Regions from separate parts of the Homo sapiens genome. Here regions 2 and 3 are each linked to region 1. Evidence: chromatin loops called from intact Hi-C (ENCODE). Cell type or tissue: HCT116. All regions are shown on one strand.

Region 1 (8,000 bases):
CCTGGCAGCGCATGCACATGGTCACCATCTTGTCCCGGACCCACTGCGGTGCCCGGAGGCCCAGCTCCTCAGACTGCAGCTGTGGGTTAAGGGGAGTTGGGCAGGAATGGGCCCTTGGTGACCTTCTTCCGCCCATCCTCCCAGGGCCTGGGGCCCTGTGCCCACCTGCTGTAGCAGGGATTCTTTGTGTTGGGCTTCCCTGGGGCTTCTACAGCAAGCTGACTGACCTGATCGAGACCTTATGATACGTTAGTTACCATTATTCCTATTGTATAAGTGAGGAAACTGAGGCCCAGAGAGGTCAAATGACTCAGCAGTCACTCAGCAAGCCAGAGTTCAGCTCAAATCTGAACTCAAACCACAGATATCCTCCCCAGCCCCCACCTCACTCACCTTCCATCTTCCCTGAGACTTTGTATTTCTCAGATACTTTCAAACCCAAAACCCTACTGCCCCCTGCAGCTGGAGCTGCAGAGACGTGAAACACTTCCCCAAGACAGCTGTGCAGACAGGCTCTCAAAGGAAGTTTTGCTAAAGGGGAATGCTCAGGCCCTGAGTCGGGGGATGCGCTGGGAAGGCTTCCCCTGGTCCCTTCAGTCTCTCCTGGCAGATGACACTCCCTCTCCCTCTGAGCTGGTATAGGCAGAACAGAGAGGGAACAAGCTCTATTTGGGTTGGTGGCTCCAGCAAGGGATGAAAAAGCCTTCATTTACCTCCTGCTCCTGGATGTCTCCCTCAGGCCCCTGGGCCGCAGCCTTGAAGGTTTCATTCCGCTTCTCGATTTGGTCAATGGCTGCTTGGAAGGCCTGGGGTGCAGGGAGGGGGAGGGTCGGGGCTTGAGGTGTGGAAGGGAGGGATTGCTCCTCTGTCCATCCTTCCGTGCATGCAACAGACAGGGCTGAAAGCCCACTGGGTACCAGGCGCTGGATTCTACACACACGCGGGCTGCCTTATCGGAGGAGAAACTACCAGCCCCAGGTTACAGATGTAAAAACTGAGGCTCAGAGAGGGTAAGTGACTGGCCCTGGACTGCCCAGCTAGGCAATGAGAAGCAGCAAGATAGGAACCCAGATCGGTCTCCAAACTACCACAGAGCAGCTCCTTAGGAAGAGCAGGGAGCAGCTGAGCACACGCAGGTGTGGGAGCATGCACACACACACACGCACGCACACACAAACACAGACACACAAAGACACATACACACAAGCACGTACATACACATGCATACAAACACACACATACACACAAACACATGCACACATGCATGCACACAAACACACATATACACATACACACATACATGTACACACGCACACACATGCATGCACACATACACACAAACACACACACAAACACACAGACACAGACATGCACACACAGATGCACACACATGCATACACACATGCACACACACACACACACACACACATGCATACATACACCACTCCCTCCCCTTCAGCCCAAATAGGCTAGGGAGAATCCCAGGAGCTTCATCAAGGTAGTCTAGTACCAAGAAAGAAAAAAAGAAAAAAGAAAGAAAGGAAAAAGACTCCCAGAAGCCTCGGAGCGTTCCCATACCTGCATCCAGGAAATCATTTCCTCCTGGGACCTGCTCGGAAAGTGAACACAGGTGTTGAGGAGATCAGCCCCTCCCAGTTTTCCCGCCTGGCCCTGGGCCGCCACCCCAGCTCCTTTACCGGGCTTGCAGCTCCAGGGTGCGCTGCTTCCCGGACACCAGGAAGGAGTGGGGAAACTCAGCATCCATCAGCTCCCGCACCTGCCAAGAGGAGGGAGGCAACCAGTTCAGACTCATCATAGCCCGGGTCCCAGGCACAGCACTGTGGAGGGGAGGGAGGTGGATTGTGCCCAAGGGACAATTCAAATTCGAGAGACAGGGATGCAGAGCTTGTTCGCCACCTCTCTAATCCTGTTGAGCCAAGCAAATGCCCCTGCAACTGGGCCTCGCTCCAAGCAAATGGAACCTATGGCTCCTGGAATTTTAGCAGCAGCTAAGTTGACCCAGTGTGACGTGGAGATGACAATTTTTGACAATGGATTCAACAAAAAAGGAAATTAGATTTCAAAACTGGATGAGTATATGAGGTTCATTATACCGTTTTCTTGGCTTTAAAATTTTCATAATAAAACATTAAAGAAAATAACCTTGGCTGGGTGCAGTGGCTCACGCCTGTAATCCCAGCATTTTGGGAGGTCAAGGCGGGTAGATCACTAGAGGCCAGGAGTTTGAGAACAGCCTGGGCAATATGGTGAAACCCATCTCTTCTAAAAGTACAAAAATTAGCTGGACATGGTGGCGCATGCCTGTCATCCCAACTACTCGGGAGGCTGAGGCACAATAATCTCTTGAACCTAGGAGGTGGAGGTTGCAGTGAGCTGAGATTGTGCCATTGCACTCCAGCCTGGGTGACAGAGGGAGACTCTGTCTCAAAAAAAAAAAAAAAGAAAAGAAAAGAAAAGAAGAAGAAAATAATCTTCACAGCAATCTTGGGAAGCAGATACTATCATCCTCATTTAGGAGATGAGGAAATGGATGCTCAGAGAGGGCAAGAGAGCTGCCTGAGGTCACACAGCACCTAAGGGGCAAAAGAAGGATTCCACCCCAGGTTTTCAGCCCCCAAGGGTGAGATGGAAGAACATCTATTTCCATCCTACCCCCAGAGTCCTGTAAGCACACTTCCTTCAGACGGTGTGGAGAGAGATTTGCAAAGAGAACCTAAGACACAGGCTGAGAGCACAAGAGCTTCTGTGTGGGGCAACTTTGTTGCCATTAAATTCCTCAAACACTTGAGCTCCTCTGCTGCCTCCCATGTGGTGGCCAGGCCTTTGCACACTTCCAGGGCAGCTCACCATAACCCAGACAGCACTGAGTACAAGCACATCTTTCCTCAGGTTAGGCCTAGTCTGCAGCCTCACTCCCCAGTCTTTGCCTTAGAAGGGGCTGATGTGATTTGGATTCGATGCCCTTGGCAATGAGGAGGCGGTCATGTGGAAAGAGGTATTTGGGAAAGAGCCAAATACCTCTTTGTGTGCAAGGGATGACAGGCTGGATGTGGGCCAAATGGGACAAACCTGTAGCCCAAAGGCCAGTTAGGAAGCAACATCATAAATGGTCCTGGCCTGCCCAGGTGCACTGGAGAGACAGAAGAGGTTTCTAACTGGGTCAGGGAGAGGGGAAAGGGAAAAGAAGGGAGAAATCCAAGGTTTGCAGTCCAGAAGCAGGAAGAAATATCATGCTTTTGACAGAAAAAAGGGAACTGGGGGCTCCTGACCTGAGGGTCCAGGCTGCCCCTGGGATGTTCATACAGAGGCTTCCAGCTCCCCAGCAGGTTTCAAGAGGAGTTTCCAGAACTGTGCTGAGCTGAGCCTCAACCACTTTCCCCAGGGCTAGGTCAATTCAGTCCCCTGCTAGTCCATACAGTACGTTTGTAGTAATTAGAAAAGGACAGCCTTCCTCAAAACACTTTACTGACATCTGTTGGCAAACTGGCATAATACCTAGATATTGTTGGAACAAGACATTTGACTGCCATCTGCCGGACAATTCTCACTATAAATATACCATCTATGATATATCATAGTCTGCTAATCTGCAGTTGGCTGCAGAAGACATCCTCTTAGATGAGGTATCCTTGTGCAGTGTACAACCTGCACAACTGTACGTGGAGCCCCTAGGTATGTGTGTCCACACCCCTTCCTTCTTCCCAGGCTGGCCCTGTGGGGGATGGCAAAATACTAAGACCAAGTCAGACCTTGGAGAGAATCAGCTGCTGTGAACTAGGCCTCCCTGACACCTAGGAAGGAGGAGGCCAGGGAGTCATAGGCCAATAGGAACCATCATGATGGTCAAAGGCAAGATTTGCCTCCAAATCACAGACTCAGAAAATGGTTCCTGCACAGAAGTAGGGTGAGTGGACAGCTCTGCACTTGCCAAGCCCATGCCGTCCAGGAGAGGGTGCTGTGCGGCTGCTGGAGTATCAGACATGTTAGCCGAGACTAGCAGACTCCAGAGACCCGGCACACACAGGGCTGGTGAGCTCTCAACACACACCCAAAGCATCTGATGCTCTCAGGCTCGGCTCTCTCTGTTTTCTCTCTATGACTCTGTTTTGGTTTCTATATTTCTTAGCCTTCCTATCTGTCGATCTCTATTTTTCTATGCCTGGGTCTCTGACAGTCCTTTGGCAGGGCCACCCGTCTCCATTTCTCTGTCTGTAGCTCTCTATAAACCTGCCTTTCTCAGCCTCACTCACCAAGGACTCCAGACATACAAGCCTGCACACGCCCTGGTCTATGTGACATTCTGGCCCCTTCAGGATGGAAAGCTAGATGCCAGGGCCGGGGCTGCACTCCTAAAAGACTTCAGTCAGCTCAGGTGTCGGGGTGAGCTGTGAACCCATGTTCCCTCATCAGCTTTCATCATTCCCAGGCTGCACCCCACCCCCAGGCCCTGGATTGCTCCAGATGCCAGGCAACCCCAGTCAGGAGCAGGGGTGGGGCTCTTTTGCTGGGGTCTCTGGAGGCCCCAGGGGCTCTAGAGGGTAGAGCATTCTGGTTCAACTCCTGCCTGCAGCTCCCTTCTGGGGCTGAAGGGGGTAGGGGTGATGCTGAATAGGAGAGTGACAAGATGGGCCAGACCAGACCTCTGCTTCTTCCAGTCCCAGCCCTCAGGACACACCAGGACTCAGGAGCCAGCAGAGAGGGGTGGTCAGGAAGCTTCTCTGGCTGTGTCCTCCACGATGCCAGAAATTCCACCATAGTCTTGAACCCTCTGGATTGAAGCCTTAATAGGCGACAGCAGAGCGTGGTGGTTAGACGCAGAAGCGCCAGCCTTTGTTACACCTGCATCTGAATCCTGGCTTGGTCACTCGAACTAGCATTTGCGATATGACCTTCAAGCAAGTTATTTAAGTTAGAAAGGTTTTCTAGGGCCTTGGTTTTCTCATGTTTAAAAATGGGATTAACTGCAGATACATTCACACACAGGCAGGCTGTACCAGGCTATTCACTGCAGCCTCATTTGCAGCTGCTGACAACTGAAAACAATCTAAGTGTCTCTCAGCAGAAGACTGGTTGAAGAAATTCCGGTGCATCTGCACAGTGGGACGCAATGCAGCTGGGCAGGAGGATGAGGAAGCTCTCAAGTACAGGGACACCTCAGTCTCCAGCATTTGCAGTTAGTTAAAAAAAAAAAAGCAAAGTGCAGAAAAATGTGTAGAGTATACCACTGCTTCTTGCATAAATGAGGAAACAATCCTATTATATGTTATTGGTTTGCTAGGCGAAGACCACCTCTGGAAGGCCTCACAAGAAGCAAGGATTGCCTTCAGGAAGGGGAACTAGGGGATAGAGTCGGGCGGAGACTTTCATTGTATATATTTTTTATATTGTTTGACTTTAGAATGTGTATAATCTGTATTTTTTAAGTAGTAAAATTAAAATATTTTTAAAAGATAAAAAACAGGCTGGGTGTGGTGGCTCATGCCTGTAATCCCAGCACTTTAGGAGGCCAAGCCAGGTGAATCACTTGAGGTCAGGAGTTTGAGACCAGCCTGGGCAACATGGTGAAACCCCATCTCTCCTACCAAAAATACAAAAATTGGCCGGGCATGGGGGCTCGCGCCTACAGTCCCAGCTACTTGGGAGGCTGAGGCAGGAGAATTGCTCGAACCCAGGAGGTGGAGGTTGCAGTGAGCCGAGATTTTGCTGTTGCACTCCAGCCTGGGCAACAGAGTGAGACTCGGTCTCAAAAAAAAAAAAAAAAATCCAGAAGATTCTAACAGCCCCTGCATCATGGGGCTGTTAGGAGGATCTTGTGGTCCCCCCATGGGCTCCATCATGGACTACTGGCCCTGCTCATTTGCCATAATCTCTGGATGAGGTAGATGGGGACACACACAAGCCAGCCGCTGAGCTGACACTGGAGACCTTTCCTACTCAAAACGTGTTCTGTGCTCCTACAGTATCAGCATACACTGCCCAGGATATGTCTCATTTCATTTAATTCTCACAATCCTGCAGGTGGGGTCAGTTGTCAGCCCATCTTAACTGGGAGCTGGTTAGAAATGCAGGATCTCAGGCACCCCCCCACCCAGACCTCCTGATTCAGAACCTGCATTTTTACAAGATGCCCAGAGGATTCGCGCACACATGAAAGTTTTTGAAGCAGTGGTATAAACAGTAGGGAAAGCACAGAAAGGCCAAGCTGGCTCATGCACTGCCGCGAAGGGAGGGCCAAACCTGTGGGAAGCTGGGAAGGACAGGGCAGGAGGGCTAGGATCCCAGAGGGGAGAGCCCCACACTCTTCCATCTCCATGTTTGCCCAGGCCCTGCAAGGGTTTGGTTCTGTGATTGAGAACCTGGTTGGCCCCTCCTCTTACTCCCTGTACTCAGTCCTACCCTTGAGGTGGAGCCCAGTGGTGTTTAGGGGGCCTCTTACCTTCATCCCGGCCACATCGATGCGGGTCCTCACCTGGAACTGGGCGCCCACCTGGATCACCCTGGGCACACAGTAGAGCAGCATGTTGTTGAACTGCAGGAGACACAGGCGTGAGTGGCCCGTGGCAGGGGCAGGGAGGATGGCTAGGTGGGGTTTCCCCGAGGGTGGGCCGAGCATGGGCTGAGCACCACTGGACCCGCTCCCCTTTGAACACACTCTGGCCAGCCTGCTCACAGGACATCACAGGTGATGATGTAGGTGATGAGGAAGGGGCTGTCAAGCTCCCAATTCCCCTAGGATGGTTACTGAAGGGTCACCCTACAAGGGACCATAGCAGACCTCAGAAACCTACAAGGCCTTTCTCAACAGGGGCTCAGGATGGCAGGGGTTTACAAGAGGTTATATCTCTGTTCCCCAGACCTCCAGGCAGGACCACCTTTCCAGGTGTCAGGAGATCCCCCGGCTTCTTCCGTGCAAACCCAGGGCAGTTCTTCCTAGTAGCTAACCTTACTCCTTCCTGCTGTGCGCTCTCTAGAGCACAGATTAATATCACAGGCTTTGCAGTCAGACTGGGTTCAAACTCTGACTCTGTTGCTTCCTAGGACATGTCTGGGAAACCTGTGGGTTGGAAATCTCTGAGGCTTAGAGGCAGCAGGTGACCTGTCCAAAGTCATCTGGGTGCCAAAGCAGAAAAAGACAGAGAAGCGTTCTCTTCCCTGTCCCCCTGCAGTGCCAGGTAGAGGCCAGGCAGTATGACTCGGGCCAGAGTGGCCCATGGACTTCCCTCCCCAGTGTGGAGAGGAGCTCCCAGCACCCTCTTACCAAGAAAAGGTAGCGCTCCATGGGGTCGTTGCGGCGGAAGGAGATCTTGAGGACCGGGCCCTCACGGAGCAGGGTGTTAGAGGGGTCTACTATGTCGTCCTCGAGGCCCAGGCGCTGGTACACCTCCCACAGGTCCTGCAGCCGCTCCTAGGGGGTTGGGGTGCATCCTCAGCCAAGTCTGGGCAGGGCTCACCTGCTTCTGGAAGGCTTGCCTTGTGGGGACGGGGACTGGGGGGTAACAGTGAGGGCAGCAGTGGGATAGGTGTCATGGGTGGGACCAGGCTGAGACCTGCAGGGAGGGGGACAGGGCTCCAGGAGAGGGCGGGCTGCTTACCATCTCAGTGATGGCTGCATTGGAGTGCTGGGCAGCTGAGAAGATCATGTCCAGGGCTTCTGAAAGGGGCAGGGCCGGAGTTTATTCCCTGAGAATCTAGGGCTGGTGGCTGGGGCAGGAGGTCCTTGAAGTTCAACAAAGGGCCCTCAGGACCTGCCATGACAGCCCCCAGGAGCAGCCCTGCCTGTGCAGCCCAGCCATGGGGTGTCTGAATGGCGGGAGCCCCCCAGGGCTGAGAGACTGGAAGCCACTGAACGTTAGCCATTAGGTGTTTGGCTTTGGTGACTCTCACTGCTTCCCAAAACAAGCCAGACCTAGAGGGTATAATGGAAGGAGCATGGGCTTTGGTATCACATAGGCATGGGTTCAAATCCCAGTTCTGCTACT
Region 2 (8,000 bases), 130 kb after region 1:
TAGCCAGGCATGGTGACGCATGCCTATAATCCCAGCTACTCGGGAGGCTGAGGCATGAGAATCACTTGAACCTGGGAGGTGGAGGTTGCAGTGAGCAGAGATCACATCATGGCACCCCAGCCTGAGCAACAGACTGAGACTCTGTGTCAAAAGAATAAAATTTTTTTTTTAAATGTAGTATATACATACAATGGAATATTATTCAGCCTTAAAAAAGAAAGAAATCCTGCTATTTGTAACAATACGGATGGACCTGGAGGACATTATGCTAAGTGAAATAAGCCAGACACAGAAAGATAAATACTACATGATACCACTTGTGCGATTAATCTAAAATAGCTAAACTCATAGAAGCAAAGAACAGAATGGTGGTTGCAGGAGGCTGCAGGCAGGGGGAAACAGGGAGGTACTGGGCAAAGAATACAAAGTTTCAGTTATACAAGATGAATAACTCCTAGAGACCTACTATACAGCACAGTGCCCAGAGTTAACAATACTGTATTGTATATTTAAAAATATGCTAAGAAGGTAGGTCTTATGTTAAGTGTTCTTATTGCTAATAGTAATAATAAGTAAGAAGGCAGGAGGAAACTTGAAGGTGATGGATAGGTTGATGGCATGGATCATGGTGATGGTTTCACAAGGGCATACTTATGTCCAAATTCATCAAGCTGTACACATTAAATGTGTAAAGCTTTTTGTACAAAAATAGTACAATGAACACCTGGATATCCTTCATTTAGATTTACCAGTTGTTTACATTTGGCTATATTTTCTTTCTGTTTTTACCAGAACTACTTGAAAGTTATTTGCAACACATTATAAAATCATTTCTAAATATTTCAACATGCATCTCCTAAGAATAACGACGTTATTCTACACACAACCATTGGCATTATTGCCATACCCATTAAAATGAGTAATCTCTTAATATTACCTAATATTCAGTCTATAGTCAAGTTTCCTTAACTATCAAATTTTTTTAAAAAGATCATATAGCTATTTAAAAATCCAGGATCCAACCAATGACCACACATTGAATTTGGCTGCCATGCCTCTCTTTAATCTACTTAACTTCAGAACAAGTCCCCAGTGTGTGGTTTTTCTTTTTTTTTTTGTTTTTGTTTTTTGGTCTTTTAGGACATTGACATACTTGAAGAAGTCTTCACATTTTTAAGCTTACCTCTACTTGCTTCCATCCTCACCCTTTCCAGTTTCTACTATCAGAAAAATGCCATAATAGTTCCTTTCTAAGTTTCTGGTACTCTCTCCCTCCCTCCCTTCAGAGGAAAGCTCCTTTGGGGGTTGGGGGGAGAAAGTAACACACTTTCTTGTTTCTCAGGTTTCCATTCATTTATTAACCTGTTGAAATCATATTTCTGCCTCCTCACTCCACCGACATTGCTTTCACTGAGGCCACAAATGGCTTTCTAAACGCCAAGTTCGAAGGACGTTTTTTTCAGTTATTACCTTATCTGACCTCTCTGCAGCAGCTGCTGTTGCTACCCCATTATCTATCTCCCTCAAGTGTACTCAAACCTTAACATAATTCTCTCGTTCTCTGCTGGTATCCACCAGTTATCCTTGACCTTCTTATTCCCTCCAACACTTTGACCACCAGCTATTGGTGATTCCCAAATCTCTTCTCCAGTCTACAACTCTCTCTAGGGTTCAAGACCCATTTATCTACCTGCCTACCAGACACGGTGATCCAAGTTTCCCATAGCTCCCTGTATGTAATGTGTCTATAACCCAACTTACTGTTTTCCCCTTCAACTCATTCCTCCCACTGCACCTCTTTTCTTAATGGAAACACTAATCCTCCAAATTTAAAAACTATTCTCCTCCTACCTCACTCCCACCAATGAAACTATCACTAAGTCCTCTTGATTCAGCCTCCTATATAATTCTCACATTCATCCCTTCCTCTCTACATTAACAGCACAGTTAAGGTCTTCAACATCTCTCCTATGGACCATCACAAAGATGTAGTTAATCTCTATACTTCCAGTTCTCCTCTTCCCCAATCCATTCTCTACCTTGTCCAGTTTTTTATTTTTATTTTCTGAGACAGGGTCTCACTCTTCGCTCAGGCTGGAGTGCAGTGACATGATCTCAGCTCACTGCAACCTCTGTCTCCTGGCTTCAAGAGATTCTCGTGCCTCAGCCTCTGGAGTAGCTGGGAGTACAGGCACGCGCCACCACACTCAGCTAATTTTTGTATTTTTCTGGTAAAAAATGGGTTTCACCATGTTGGCCAGGCTGGTCTTGAACTCCTGACCTCAAGTGATCCACCCACCTTAGCCTCCCAAAGTGCTAGGATTACAAGCGTGAGCCGCTGCACTCGGCCACTTATTTTTTTGAAACACAAATTGGCTCATGCTAAGCACCTTCCAAGACTCCCCATCCTCTGCAGGAGCAGTTTAGCATGGTGACTAAGAACACAGATACTGGAGTTGGAAAAAGCTGGATGCAAATTCTAGATTTTACCACTTACTGTGTGGCCATGAGACACTACTCATCCTCTCTAAGCCTCAGTTTTCATGTATAAAATGGGGATAATTATTTCTACCCCACAATGTTTTATTTCAGAGAATTATAAAATGATGTAACACATTTGTTCCAATAGCCAGACAAATTAAATACCTAATAACAATCATTTTAAGATAAAGTCCTAAGTCAAGCATGGTGGTTCATGCCTGTAATCCCAACACTGGGAGGCTGAGGTGGGAGGACTGCTTGAGCCCAGGACTTCCAAGACCAGCCTGGGTAACATAGCAAGACCCTGTATCTACAAAAAAAATAAAAATAAAAATTGGCCGAGTGTGGTGGTGCCTGCCTGTAGTCCCAGCTACTTGGGAAGCAGAGGTGAGGGGTAGCTTGAGCCCAGGAGTTCGAGGCTGCAGTGAACCGTAATAGCACCACTGTACTCCAACCTGGGTGATGGAATGAGATTCCTGTCTTTTTTAAAAGATAAAGTCCAAATTACTTACCATGGCCCTTTATGATCTGGTCACTGCCTACCTGTTCAGTTTCATTTCCCATCAATCCTTCTTCACATTCTACACTGTCATACTATTTCACATCTTTTTGCTTTTGCATACACAATTTCCTCTGCCTAAAAAGCCTAGTCTCCAGTGCTTTGTCCAATAAGTGAACTCTTTAAGACTCTGACCTCAGTTTTTGTCCTATGCACCTCTAGGGCTTGGCATTACATCTATTTTCCTGTCTACCTCCCACCCTAAATAGTGTTTCTTGAAAGCAGAGATAAATGGAGAAAACACAAAAAACTAAGAACAGACGTGGGAATTCACCTCAGATGTGGAATCAGATCAATGTTGAACAAATTTATAGAAAGGACCTAAAATTATCATTCCGAACTAATTGAATGTAACTCGTGGCTCATGGTTTATTCATTTTATGTTTTATTATTTTATTCATTTTTAAAAATGCAGAGGTCGGGAGCCTGAGGCAGGAGAATGGTGTGAACCGGGGAGGCGGAGCTTGCAGTGAGCAGAGATCACGCCACTGCACTCCAGCCTGGGCGACAGTGTGAGACTCCGTCTCAAAAAAAAAAAAACAAAAAAACGCAGAGGTAGCAACAATGTGATGAGGGTTTAAGGTTAGCAGGTTAGGAATCTAGCATTTGGACATTGTTTCTGGTGTGTGGAGTAGCTGTGGAGGAACAGGTATTCAAAGCAGGTCTTGAAAAATGCCTCAGTCCAAGGCAGAAAAGGTCTGACAGAAACAGGACCTCTTTCTGGTATGCAAGTTGGGCTACATGAACCTTTAGTCAAAACTTCAATGTAGCAGAATTGAATTTATTAGTTATTATTTTAAAGGCATGTTATTCCCTAGAGGGAAATTTTGACAACCCAAATTCAAATGAACGAATTTATTAAGGGAGAGACGTCTATAGAAGATCCCACCACAGGAACTACCAAATGAGCCATCAGAAAAGTCAGAATACTAAGTATCTGGAAGTAGTCTCTATTATAAAGTGATTTATGACTAAATACTTTAAAAGAAACATATTTGCGAATACAAAGGCTATGAGGGCTCTGAGACTAGAAAGTGTGGCCTGCACGGTTAACAGTCTTAAAATACTACAAAACACGACGCAGGCAAATTTCCTTCTACTAAGAGGTGATTACAAACAACTATTTTACTTGTGTCAAGAAACCAAGTCATATTTCTTTCTGAAATCCAAGATGCCAGGTTTATCACATACCAAGTACACATTTAAAGAAAAAAAATTATTGCCCCCTAACGATTATTAGAAAAAGATCTTTCAGAAGGGGGTGGGGAATCTACTCTTAATTTCTTAAAAATTCCGTCAAAAGGGCAGAAATCTGGACTTCATTAGCAACGCTCAAGTTATGGACACTGCTGTGATGCCTGAGAACCAAGTTCAAGCAAGGTCCACCTCGTTTTGCTCTCCCCGGCGGAGTCAAAGAAAGTGACAGATGTCTTAAGGGAGTCGACCCCGGGGGAGCTGCCAGGGGATGCTGTCAGTCTACAAAACTGGAGAGACTGAGAAAAGGGATCCGCGCTGGGATAGAGGGTGGTAGCAGCGGCGAGAAGCGGCTGCGCGAGGATGTCAGAGACGGGCGCGGCGAGGCTGTCACAGGGCGGCCTCCCCCCACCCAGCCTCGGGCCCCAGTCACTCACATGCGGGGCTCGCGCCCCTCGGGCTCCTCCCGCCTCGGGGACAGCTGCCGCCGGGCGAGGAGGATGGGCAACTTCCTGTTTCCGGGAGCGCGACCCGGAAGCAACCCCCCACTCCTGGGCGAGGCCTTGTACCCTAGAGTAATTCCTCCTCTCGTCCAGCGCTTCCGCCCAAAACAGAACACTCAGTGTCGTGGCGAGCGCGGGACCTCTCGCGATATCTGGAGAGTGTAGGTTCTTGCTCCCCCTGGCGTCCTTCTTCCGTTCTGGCTCTTTTCGCCCCAGTCCTAAATCCTTGTCTTCCTAATTTACCTGGACTGGCTCACACAGACTTCATAGCTGAACTGATCCATAGAACAAGCATTTACTGAGTCCCCTACTATGTGCCAGGCAGCATGTTAGGCATTAAGGGATGGGAGTGGAAGGGAAATGTAAATGAAGAGCAGCCCCTTCCTTCTGGAAGCTACTACTCTTGAGAAAGACGAACAAATCCCTCCAGTTTTCACTCAGCCCACTCATTAGTGAGAGCTTACTCTGTTGATAAAAGAAAAACTTAAGCCGAATTAAGTATAAAGGAGTTTAATTGAGCAATGGAAGATTCACGAATCAGGCAACCCCCAGAATCACAGCAGATTCACAGACTCCCAGGGTGCCTCATGGTCAGAACAAATTTATAGATAAAAAAGGCAAAGTGAGGCACAGGAATCGGAAGTAAGGTACAGAAACAGTGAGGTTGGTTACAGCTCGGTGTTTGCCTGATTTGAACGCAGATTGAACATTCAGCAGGCTGTGAGTGGTTGAAGTATGGCCGCTGGGATTGGCCACCACTCAGTTATTGTTACAGGTGTATACTATTAAGTTAGGTTTTCAATTTTGTTTGACTATTAAGCTATGTTACAGTTCATCCACAAGGACTCAAATATAGAAGGACAGAGTCCTTCTCAGGCCATATTTAGTTTGCCTTAACAATTCCCCCGTTTTGGTCATTTTCTCAATTTTGAGAGATTGACCAAAACCTTGGTCATTGATGTTATTATCGCTGTCATAAGTGTACCTGTATGGTTTTGAAACTCACTAGGAAACAGTAGAACAGTGGGTTTTGCAGGAAGAGAATAAGGGCTGAGTAGAGGATACCTCCTTATTCTGAAACATCTGTTTACAGGAGAAAAAACCTGGTCTGTTCTAGCATTTTGTGTTTTTTTAAAGCCTTGGTTTGATTATGTCACATTTAGCATGAGTGACTCCATTTTAGTTTGGTTTGGTTTGTTGGTGCCTAGTGCATGAGCTCAGTCCAAAATAATGGCCTCCCATGATTTTGTTTAAAAAAAAATTCCTCACTTTTGGCCAGGTTCTTACTTAGGTGACAGCGTGACCAGAACTTAGGGCCTTAGCGCCACTCTCAGTTACATCATTTTGGGTTTCTGGTCTCAGCATGTCATTCATAGGTTACGGTGCCTTCATGGTCACACATTTCTTTCAGTTTTTGTTATTCCAGTTGAAAAGAGATCATTTGACGTTGTAGAGATGGCTGCATGCAAGCATTTAAAATCTTTGAGAGAATACAGTGCACCAGGGAGACTATTATTATCATTATCGGGCGGATAATAGCAAGAGTTTGGAGTATGCTCCTTACCCAGGGTCCCCATAAGCCAAACCACCTAAAATTAAATAGATTGAAGAATGAGTTAGATGAAGAGTCTCCTTGCTTGACTAAGTGGTCTTTTCACTAATCCCCTACAACTGGATATTTATTTTTATTGTATTTATTTTGTGAGAGGGAGTCTTGCTCTGTCACCAAGGCTGGAATGCAGCGGCGATCTCAGCTCACTACAACCTCCACCTCCTAGGTTCAAGTGACTCTCCCGCCTCAGCCTATTGAGTAGCTGAGATTACAGGCACCTGCCACCACGCCAGGCTAATTTTCATATTTTTAGTAGAGACAGGGTTTTGCCATGTTGGCCAGGCTGCTCTCAAACTCCTGACCTCAGGGGATCCGCCTACCTCTGCCTCCCAAAGTGCTGAGGTTACGGGTGTCAGCCATCACGCCCGGCCAGAATTGTTTATAATTTACATTTGCTGTATTTCTCCATAGGCCACAGGTGTCAACAGCTGCACAGGTACTTTTCTGTTTAGCCAATTCTATTACTTAGTATAATTTTCAAAGGAGAATTTAAAGTCTGTTGTGTAACGATAGCCTTTAAAGTAGAATTTGCTGTAGAGCCTATTATGAGGGAGACATTTCAAATTATTGCCTCTTTTATTCTAAACCATGGAAAAAGGACCTAACAAATGGATGTCTTTCTAGAAGAGTGAAGGCCTCTTGTCAATGTTCTCTTTAATCCATGATGTGGGTTAAGAGGAGTTTTGACTGATTATGAGGCAATGTATGTACCACTAAAGTTTGTTACCTACATTGGGCCTTCATCTTTTATCTATTGAAATATAAGGTTATTCATGTTTAAGGCTGGCTGCAAAATCCTTCACAAATAAAAGTATACCCTATAAGTGCATATAATAGACCCACTTTTAATTTCTATTGTTCATAGAGGCATAAACAAGGAAAAAATATTCAAAGATAAGAGTCTTGTGATAGTAGAAGTTTTGATCTATGATCTTGGGAAAAGCTATTCTAATCAAGGATGCCATCTTCTGGGGAGAAACTTTTCTGGTTAGTTTTACCTTAAGGGTTCCAATGGATGTACAGTTCCAGGAGTGTGGAGGGACCCTTCTCAGCTGTGAGATTATGAACCCAAGGTTTAAAGCTCCAAAGTTTTGCTGTAGTGTGGATGGCAAGGACAGTCTTTCTCTTTCTCTGGTGTTCTCAGACGATCCAATCTGCAGGTTCTAGATTGTGAAGGGATTGTCCTCAGTGAATCATAAAAAGTTTTCTTTGTCTGGTGAAAATACACTATAATCTACTGTTATAACATCAGCCCTATTGCATGGGAAAGCTTTTATACAACCAGAAAACATGCATTGAAAATGACAATTCAGGCCGGGCGCGGTGGCTCACGCCTGTAATCCCAGCACTTTGGGAGGCCGAGGCGGGTGGATCATGAGGTCAGGAGATCGAGACCATCCTGGCTAACAAGGTGAAACCCCGTCTCTACTAAAAATACAAAAAAAATTAGCCAGGCGCGGTGGCGGGCGCCTGTAGTCCCAGCTACTCGGGAGGCTGAGGCAGGAGAATGGCGTGAACCCGGGAAGCGGAGCTTGCAGTGAGCCGAGATTGCGCCACTGCAGTCCGCAGTCCCGCCTGGGCGACAGAGCGAGACTCCGTCTCAAAAAAAAAAAAAAGAAAAAAGAAAAAAAAAAAAAGAAAATGACAATTG
Region 3 (8,000 bases), 190 kb before region 1:
ACAGCCCTGTGTTCTCCTAATGTGTGACTGTGCCCCTTCCTTTGCCCCACAACAGAGGTAGCTCGCCAGTGTAGTGAATGATGAGGAGAGAGGTTTGCTCAGGAGTCCTCTGAATTGGGAGCCAGTAAGAAGAAGATTCAGGTTGTGGAGGAACGTTTGCGCTGTAGGCCCAGCCTACTCCAGCCTTAGGTCCCCCATTATCAACATGCCCTCAGCAGGGTCGGCTCGGGCACCAGGTTCCTGCTCCCTGCCATGAGTTGACCTCTAGAGCTCAGGTGTAACCTAGGTTGCAGCTGGAGGTCTGCCTGCTGGGCCTTCACCTGCACAATGGTGGCTTATTGTTAAGGCATCTTGGCCCTGGGCAGAGTCTTGCCTGGATCCATAAACCTTTACCCATTCCATTCCTGCTGGCCAAACCCTGTGACTTGGGACAAGGCTGGGCCATGCCCAGGGAGCAAATCAGGGAAATTTCTAAGGACTTGGAAGGAAAGAGTAGTGGGGGCAGAGGATGTCAGGGATGATTCCAAGCCCTTGAGGAGCCATGAGAGTTTTCTGACTTCAGAGAAGCAAACTCCCCAGATGGGAGCTTCGTTCATACCATCGTTATCCTCAATACAGGAACCTCTGAATTCCCACAAACCTACATCAACAGGAGCACTCTTTTTGCCACTTTAAAGCAAAGCTGAAGCTGGAACAGCAGAATTGGAAGCTACTTAGGAAGTCCCAGGCCAGTGATACATTCATTTCTCAATGATGTGGTCACATCTAGCAAGTTAGGCCAGAGCACGGGCCAGACCCCATGTCCCTTAACTTCCAGCCTATTGCCTGTCCACACACCATCATTGCTCTTAGCTCTCTGATTTATATCTAGTGACTTGGGGGATTTGTCTAAGGCTACCTCTGCCATCTTGTCACGTGTCTGTATGATTTTCTTCCTGCAGGAGGTGCTCTGGTAAAACAAGTATAAAATGAATGTCAGGATGTTCTCCCTCATGGTGGGCATCTTCTCTGTCCTTAATACCACCCAGTTCTTCATCTTTGACCTGAACCAGAAGACACACATTTGCTATGAGGCCAAGTTCAGCATCTACGTGGACTCAAAGTCGGAGCTAGTCACTTGGACCCTGTTCCACAGGGCTAATATCAGCACTGGCCTCTCCCTCACCACCATCATCATCGGCTGCTTCCTCTTTTATTGTATCCACAAGAATATCTACATGGGGCTGCTGATCTATGCCATGTGGATCATCACTTACGAGCTCATCAACTTCTCCATAGTCCTGCTCCTCAACGGGATCATCAAAGATCACTTCAAGACGCTGAGTTATTTGCACTGGATCTTCCAAATCTCACACATGCTCCTGCACTTTTTCTGTCTGCCCTTCATCGTCAAGCATGCATACAACCTTTACAAGGAATCCCAGACTGTGGGCAGGAAACGCCGCCACAGGCTCTGCTCCACCATTGCAGTGAACTCATGACTACCTGTCCGTCTGGGAATGTTGTACCGGAAGTTAAACTGAACCATGCCAGATGCCAGGAAAGGTGGGAGGGAATGGTGTTCCTCAACAATGGAACCCTCCCTACCCTGCCTGTCTTCTGTTGATGCTGCTTGGTTTGTCAGGGCTTTTGAGTTTTACGCACTGAGGAATGATTCTCGGGAGAGGGCAGGTTGTGCGGATCAATTATTTTACAGATGTGTTGTGTGACTTGTTTTAGCAGTTAATGATATGTGGCCTTGTGCTTACTTAACCATCTCACTGGTGTCTGTTTTTGCCTCTCACTGTCCCCTCTCCTCTGCACTTCCTTAGTTTCTAGTTCTTCCTTTATGGGTTGGCCCACAGATGCCGGTTCTGCTGAGTCCTTTGGAGGAGTGTTGTCCAGTAGAACTTCCTGTGCTGATGGAAATGTCCTCTATCTGTGCTGGCTACTAGCCATGTGTGGCGACTGAGCACTTGGAAATGTGGCTATTACAACCCAGTAATCAAATTTTAAATTTTATTCTTTTTTAGCTAATTTCCATTTCAATAACTATGTATGGCTGGCTCAAGACTAGCCTATCGGCCCAGCATGGTGGCTTACGCCTGTAATCCCAGCACTTTGGGAGGCCAAGGCAGGTGGATCACTTGAGGTCAGGAGTTCAAGACAAGACTGGCCAGCATGGTGAAACCCGCTCTCTACTAAAAATACAAAAATTAGCCGGGCGTGGTGGTGGGTGCCTGTAATCCCAGCTACTCGGGAGGCTGAGGCAGGAGAATCACTTGAACCCAGGAGGCGGAGGTGGCAGTGAGCTGAGATGGTGCCACTGCACTCCAGCCTGGGGGACAGAGTGAGACTCCATCTCAAAAACACAAACACACACACACACACACACACACACACACACACACAAACAGGGCCGGGTTCGGTGGCTCACGGCTGTAATCCCAGCACTTTGGGAGGCCGAGGCAGGCAGATCAAGAGGTCAGGAGATCGAGACCATCCTGGCTAACACAGTGAAACCCCGTCTCTACTAAAAATACAAAAAAATTGCCAGGCATGGTAGCGGGTGCCTGTGGTCCCAGATACTCAGGAGGCTGAGGCAGGAGAATGGCCTGAACCTGGGAGGTGGAGCTTGCAGTGAGCCGAGATCGCGCCACTGCACTGCAGCCTGGGTGACAGAGCGAGACTCTGTCTCAAACAAACAGACAAAACAAAAACAAGGACCAACCCTTTGAAAAACAAAAAGAACCCCCCAAAATATCTCCAGGCATTGTCAAACATCCCATGGGGTGGGGGTGGTGGGGGGGCAAAGTTGCCCCTAGTTGAGAGACACTATTGTAAAGCAACAAGCTCTGTGTTGAGAGCCAGCAGGCCCCTGCCTTGAACTAGGAGTGCCGCTTTTCCTGAGAACTCTTCACATTCACCAGTTGTGCAGTCTTCATCCTAATGCTCCTGTTTTATGGTTTGACGAAACTGAGACTCACTGGGCTTCAGTGATGAGATCAAGGTCACATGGTAGCAAAAGCAGGACTTGCATCTCATCATCTGACTTCATACACGAAAGTCGGCTCCCTGATTCATTCTTACTTTTACCAAGACAAAAAGGAACACCTCCTTTTAGGGTAGTTCCTTTTCCCTTGAAAAATGTTGGGAGTGAAGTCAAGAGACATGTTTGTTTGTTTGTTTTGGCCATACTCTTCCAAACCATGAGCATAGTAATGACAGTCGCTGGCTTTTACTGAACACTCAGTGCCAGGTACTATCCTACAATTCACTCAACTCTTTCCACCACGGATTTAAACCTAGGCCAGTTCCCCAAATGACCACAAGATGGCAGTCAGTAATAAGCTTTTGCTTAGAGCTGTTGGCCCCTAAACCAGATCCTCCAAGGGTGGCTGTTCAGGATTTATGGAGCTTCCAGCTGATGACTGGGAGCTAATGTGTGTGTCTCTGCCCCAGTCTCACAAGGCATGCCTTGTCTGATTGTGACTTGCTAGTACCAAAACACAAAATATAAAACATGGGCCAACTTCTGGGTTCTGATTCCCCATCCCGGTTGAGGTCGCTACGGTGGGAGGTAGACCTGGGCAACATTGGGGAACTGGAGACCTGTGTGTTGAAGAAGTGTAGGCAGAAGCAGAGTTCCAGGAATCACCTCAGCTGAGAGTTACTTTAGTTGAGAAAGTTTAAGACACTCAAACGCAAGGTTGTGCTATCCTCTATACAAGACTCCTCAAAAGCATGGTTGCTTCTGCCTTTACTTCCTGGTCTCCTGTTCTTTCTAGAACCCATCCAGTTAGGTTTCACCCCCACCGCCCCACTGGGACTGCTCTTGTCAAGGTGATCTCCACACTGCTCAAGCCGGTGGTCAGTTCTCCACCTTTGCTGACCTGTCCTGCAGTGGCTTTTGACTGCTGATCCCTCTCTCCTGCCAACAGGTTTCTCTGGTAGCCCCTCTGCCTCCGTCTCCATCCCTCCCCTGCCGCACTGGCCCCTTCTCCTCAGTCTCCTTTGCTGGCCTCTCCTCATCTTCCTGACCTCCAAACACCGGAGTGCCCTTGGCACAGTCCTTGGTCTTGTTCTCTGTCTCACTCACTCCCAGCTCACCTGGTCCAGACCCATCACTAATAAGCCCCATATACATCTTCAGCCTGGACTTCTCCCCTAAACCCTGGCTTTGTTTATGCAGTTGCTTCCTTGATGTGGTAGCCAGCTCTAACATGGTTCCCAGAGATCTCTGCGAACTGATATTCACATTCATCACCTCTTCTTAGATGTGGGCAGGACCCAGTGATCCTCTTCTAGCAAAGAGAACATAGCAAAAGCGATGGGTTGTCCTTTCTAAGGTTAGGTTACAGAAGACGATGACGTCAGTGCTGCCCGCTCTCTGAGGGAAGCTGGCTATCATGTTGAAAGTATCTTTATGGAAAGGCTCACACTGCCAGGAGCAGAGGTCACTAACCAAGAGCCCGTGAGGAACGGAATCCTACCAACAGCCCCATGAGGGAGCTTGGAAGCAGATCCTCCCCTACACAACTCTTTTTTTTTTTTTTAAATACAATATGGGGTCTCCCTATGTTGCCCAGGCTGGTCTTGAACTCCTGGCCTCAGGCTATCCTCCCACCTTGGCTTCCCAGAGTGCTGAGATTATAGGCATGAGCCACCATACCCAGTCAGGATATGTTTTGGGGTGGTTACTGTTGTAGAGACATTTTTGTAGAGATGTGACATGTACTAGTTATCTATTACTGCATAACAAATTACCCCAAAATTAGCAGCTTAAGACAGTACATTTATTCTGTCTTAGTTTCTGCGGTCAGGAGTCCAGACACAGCTCACCTGGTTCTCTGACTCAGATTCTCTCAGGGTCTCACTCAGGATGTCTCTACTTTTATTTGATTTTTAGAGACAGGGTTGCACTCTGTCACCCAGGCTGGAATGCAGTCGTGCAATCATAGCTCACTGGAGCCTTGAACTTCCAGGCTCAAGCGATCCTCCCACCTCAGCCTCCTGAGTAGCTGGGAATACAGGTGTGCCACCGCATCCAACTGATGTAAAAAAATTTTTTTTTTTAATTTTCTTAAAATGTGGGAATGTAGCCGGGCATGGTAGCTCACGCCTGTAATGACAGCACTTTGGGAGGCTGAGGCGGGTGGATCACCTGAGGTCAGGAGTTCAAGACCAGTCTGGCCAACATGGTGAAACCTCCTCTCTACTAAAAATACAAAAATTAACCGGGCATGGTAGCAGGTGCCTGTAATCCCAGTTACTCAGGAGGCTGAGGCAGGAGAATTGCTTGAACCTGGGAGGTGGAGGTTGCAGTGAGCTGAGATCGCGCCACTATACTGCAGCCTGGGCAACAAGAGCAAAACTCCATCTCAAATAAATAAATAAATAAATAAATAAATAAATAAAAATTGGGGAGTGTATCCCAATCCACACTCCTGATTTTCTCCCGTATACCTTGCCCTAACCCCCAGTCTTTGCCACCTCTACCCTTCCATTGCTCAAGTTAAAGACCCAGCAGGCATCCTTAGGTCCTCTCTTTCTCTCAGCCTGAATCTAACTCCTCACCACTCCCCATCAGCCCACCCTTCAATATAGATCCATATCCAACCACTTCATATAACCTCCCCTGCCACCTCCCTGGCCCAGGCCATCACCATCTCTTGCCCAGGCTATTGCAGTAGCAGTTCCTGACTGGCCTCCCCATGCCACTGTGTTCCCTTTACAGTCAGTTCTCCGCCCAGCCACCAGAGGGCTCCTGTTGAAACCTGAGTCAGATCAAGTCCCTCCTCTACTCCGGTCCTCACCTGCCAGGGCTCCCCACCACACTCAGGGTAGAAATCCCAAGTCTTTACCACGGCATGCCAGCTGCTAAATAACCCAGTCCCTTGTCACCCTCTGATCTGCTTTCTAACCATTTTGTTCTCTCCGCCTCCCTCTGCTGCAGCCATGCTGTCTTCCTTTCGTTCACCCTAACACAGACAGCACACTCCAGCCTCGGGGCCTTTGCACTCACTGTGCCTTCCGCCTAGAATATTCTTACTCCAGCTATTCACCAGCTTCCTTTCTTGCTCAGAAGGCATCAGAGAGGCCTTCCCTACCAATGGGTGTGAAACAGCCCCTCCCTACCATCCCATGTGTCTCTTTCCCACTTACTGTGCTACATTTCTTCATAACATGTACTATCACCTGACTTACTCTATACAGTTGCCTCTCCCACCACCCTCCAAAAATGTGGGCACCATATTTACTTCACTGATGTTTTCCCAGCACCTAGTTCAATGCCCAGCATGTAGCAGGTGCTTGATAAAGATTTGTGGAATGAATGGACATAGACTCTCAGTTTTGTTTTTGTTTTGGAGACAGAGTCTCTGTCGCCCAGGCTGAAGTGCAGTGGCACCATTGTGGCTTAGTGCAACCTCCGCCTCCTGAGTTCAAGCGATTCTCCTACCTCATCCACCTGAGTAGCTGGGACTACAGGTGCCCACCACCACTCTGGGCTAATTTTTGTATTTTTAGTAGAGATGGGGTTTCACCAAGTTGGCCAGGCTGGTCTTGAACTCCTGACCTCAGGTGATCTGCCCAAAGTGTTGAGATTACAGGCATGAGTCGCCACGCCCGGCCTATGAGAGGCAAATTATTACTGTTCTTTCAGCCTCCTGTTCCTACTCCTTTCTTCTCTCATTCAATTCTGCAGTCTCTGGTGAAGAATCTAGACACAGGTAGGAAAATACCGACAAAGGATACGATTTCAGCCCCTTATTCCTTTCCTCCTTTCCCAGTCCTGTTCCCTTACACCAACTGCTGCCACTAGAATCACCACCTCATCTCCCAGCTCCATCTCACCAAGTGGAAAACAAGTCTTTCTAACAGTGCAGGTGTCCCCGGGAAGAGCAACACTCTTAAGGGCTGTCACCCACCCCTGACACTTTCAGTCCGTGAAGATCCCCCAGCCTTCCGTCCTACTTTTCTTCATACAGTTTATTACTGTGTTGCAGACCGTGAATTAGGAATTGAGGAATACCTGGGGAAGCAAGACACAGCCCACATTCCAAGGGGCTCCCAGCCTAGCGAGGGGCCAAGCCACTTAGGCTATCTGGACCCAGGACGATAGGTGCTAGAGGAAGCACTGGGGGCCGCAGGAGGGGGCCTTGGAGGTGGAGAGTCAGGGAAGTCTTCCTGGAGGAGAAAACCTTTAAGCCGAGTCCTGGAAGATAGCATGATTTAGCCCTTAGAAAGGAGGGGAAGAAGGCTGGGTGCAGTGGCTCACGCCTGTAATCCTAGCACTTTGGGAAGCTGAGGCGGGAGGATGGCTTGAGCCCAGGTGTTCAAGACCAGCCTGGGCAATACAGTAAGACTTCATCTCTACAAAAAATTTAAAAATTAGGCCGGGCGCGGTGGCTCATGCCAAGCCTGTAATCCCAGCACTTTGAGTTCGGGCAGATCATTTGAGTTCAGGAGTTCGAGACCAACATGGCCAACATGGCAAAACCCCGTCTCTACCAAAAAATACAAAAATTAGCTGGGCGTGGTGCTGGGCGCCTGTAGCCCAGCTACTCGGGAGCCTGAGGCAGGAAAATCGTTGGAACCCGGGAGGGTGCAGTGAGCTGAGATCACTCCACTGCACTCCAGTGTGGGTGACAGGGCAAGACTTTGTCTCAAAAAAATAAAAATAAAAATTAAAATTAGCCAAACATAGTTTGGCTGGTGGTGCGCACCTGTATCCCCACTACTTGGAAGTCTGAAGTGGGCGGATCACTTGAGCCTAGGAGGCAGAGGTTGCATTGAGCCAAGATTGCGCCACTGCACTCCGCCTGGGTGACAGTGAGACCCTGTGTCAAAAAAAAAAAAGAAAAGAAAGAAAAGAAAAAGAAAAAAGAAAGGAGGGAGGAAAAGGAAAGTTGGGAGCCTGAGAAGGTGCAGGTACCCCTGGGATAGCAGATCTGTAAGCTTTTTTCAGTCATTTCCACCTAGGGTGACAGGAGGGGCTGTGTGCAGGGGACGATAGTGTC

What was found. A loop is a pair of places that touch in the nucleus more often than their neighbours do. Peaks named below come from ENCODE experiments on the same cell type or tissue, not always from the same donor. Only the 100,000 strongest peaks of a DNase experiment are listed, where the experiment ranks them.
Region 2: a loop joins it to region 1, with 17 times the contacts of the local background. A loop is called at or near these places in 78 of 110 quality-filtered maps.
Region 3: it touches region 1 in a loop (8-fold over the local background); 89 of 110 quality-filtered maps call a loop at or near these places.

Annotation. Positions count from the first base shown.
Region 1 is chr6:37,014,318-37,022,317 of GRCh38, reverse strand. It overlaps FGD2 (FYVE, RhoGEF and PH domain containing 2), which reads right to left. Exons shown (of 16, transcript NM_173558.4): 7 at 7,614-7,672; 8 at 7,280-7,426; 9 at 6,458-6,550; 10 at 1,698-1,777; 11 at 1,579-1,609; 12 at 714-806; 13 at 1-79. Among named protein-coding and RNA genes, the nearest start is that of FGD2, 13 kb to the right of the region's middle. RefSeq lists an enhancer at 7,800-8,000. In HCT116, CTCF peaks have their summits at 482 (motif pointing left), 3,471 (motif pointing left), 3,670 and 3,918; DNase peaks (open chromatin) are centred at 3,517 and 3,977; H3K27ac peaks cover 570 bases.
Region 2 is chr6:36,882,700-36,890,699 of GRCh38, reverse strand. C6orf89 (chromosome 6 open reading frame 89) reads right to left here and starts at 4,748. Exons shown (of 9, transcript NM_001286635.2): 1 at 4,672-4,748. RefSeq lists a silencer at 4,509-4,688 and an enhancer at 4,909-4,988. In HCT116, CTCF peaks have their summits at 4,748 and 4,947 (motif pointing left); a DNase peak (open chromatin) is centred at 4,869; H3K4me3 peaks cover 2,447 bases; H3K27ac peaks cover 1,187 bases.
Region 3 is chr6:37,205,938-37,213,937 of GRCh38, reverse strand. It overlaps TMEM217B (transmembrane protein 217B), which reads left to right. Exons shown (of 2, transcript NM_001395378.1): 2 at 942-1,757. The coding sequence starts at 969. The coding sequence ends at 1,481. TMEM217 (transmembrane protein 217) reads left to right here. Exons shown (of 3, transcript NM_001286401.2): 3 at 942-1,757. The coding sequence ends at 972. Among named protein-coding and RNA genes, the nearest start is that of PIM1, 40 kb to the right of the region's middle. RefSeq lists a silencer at 3,171-3,465. In HCT116, CTCF peaks have their summits at 937, 3,305 (motif pointing right) and 5,736 (motif pointing right); DNase peaks (open chromatin) are centred at 3,337 and 5,757.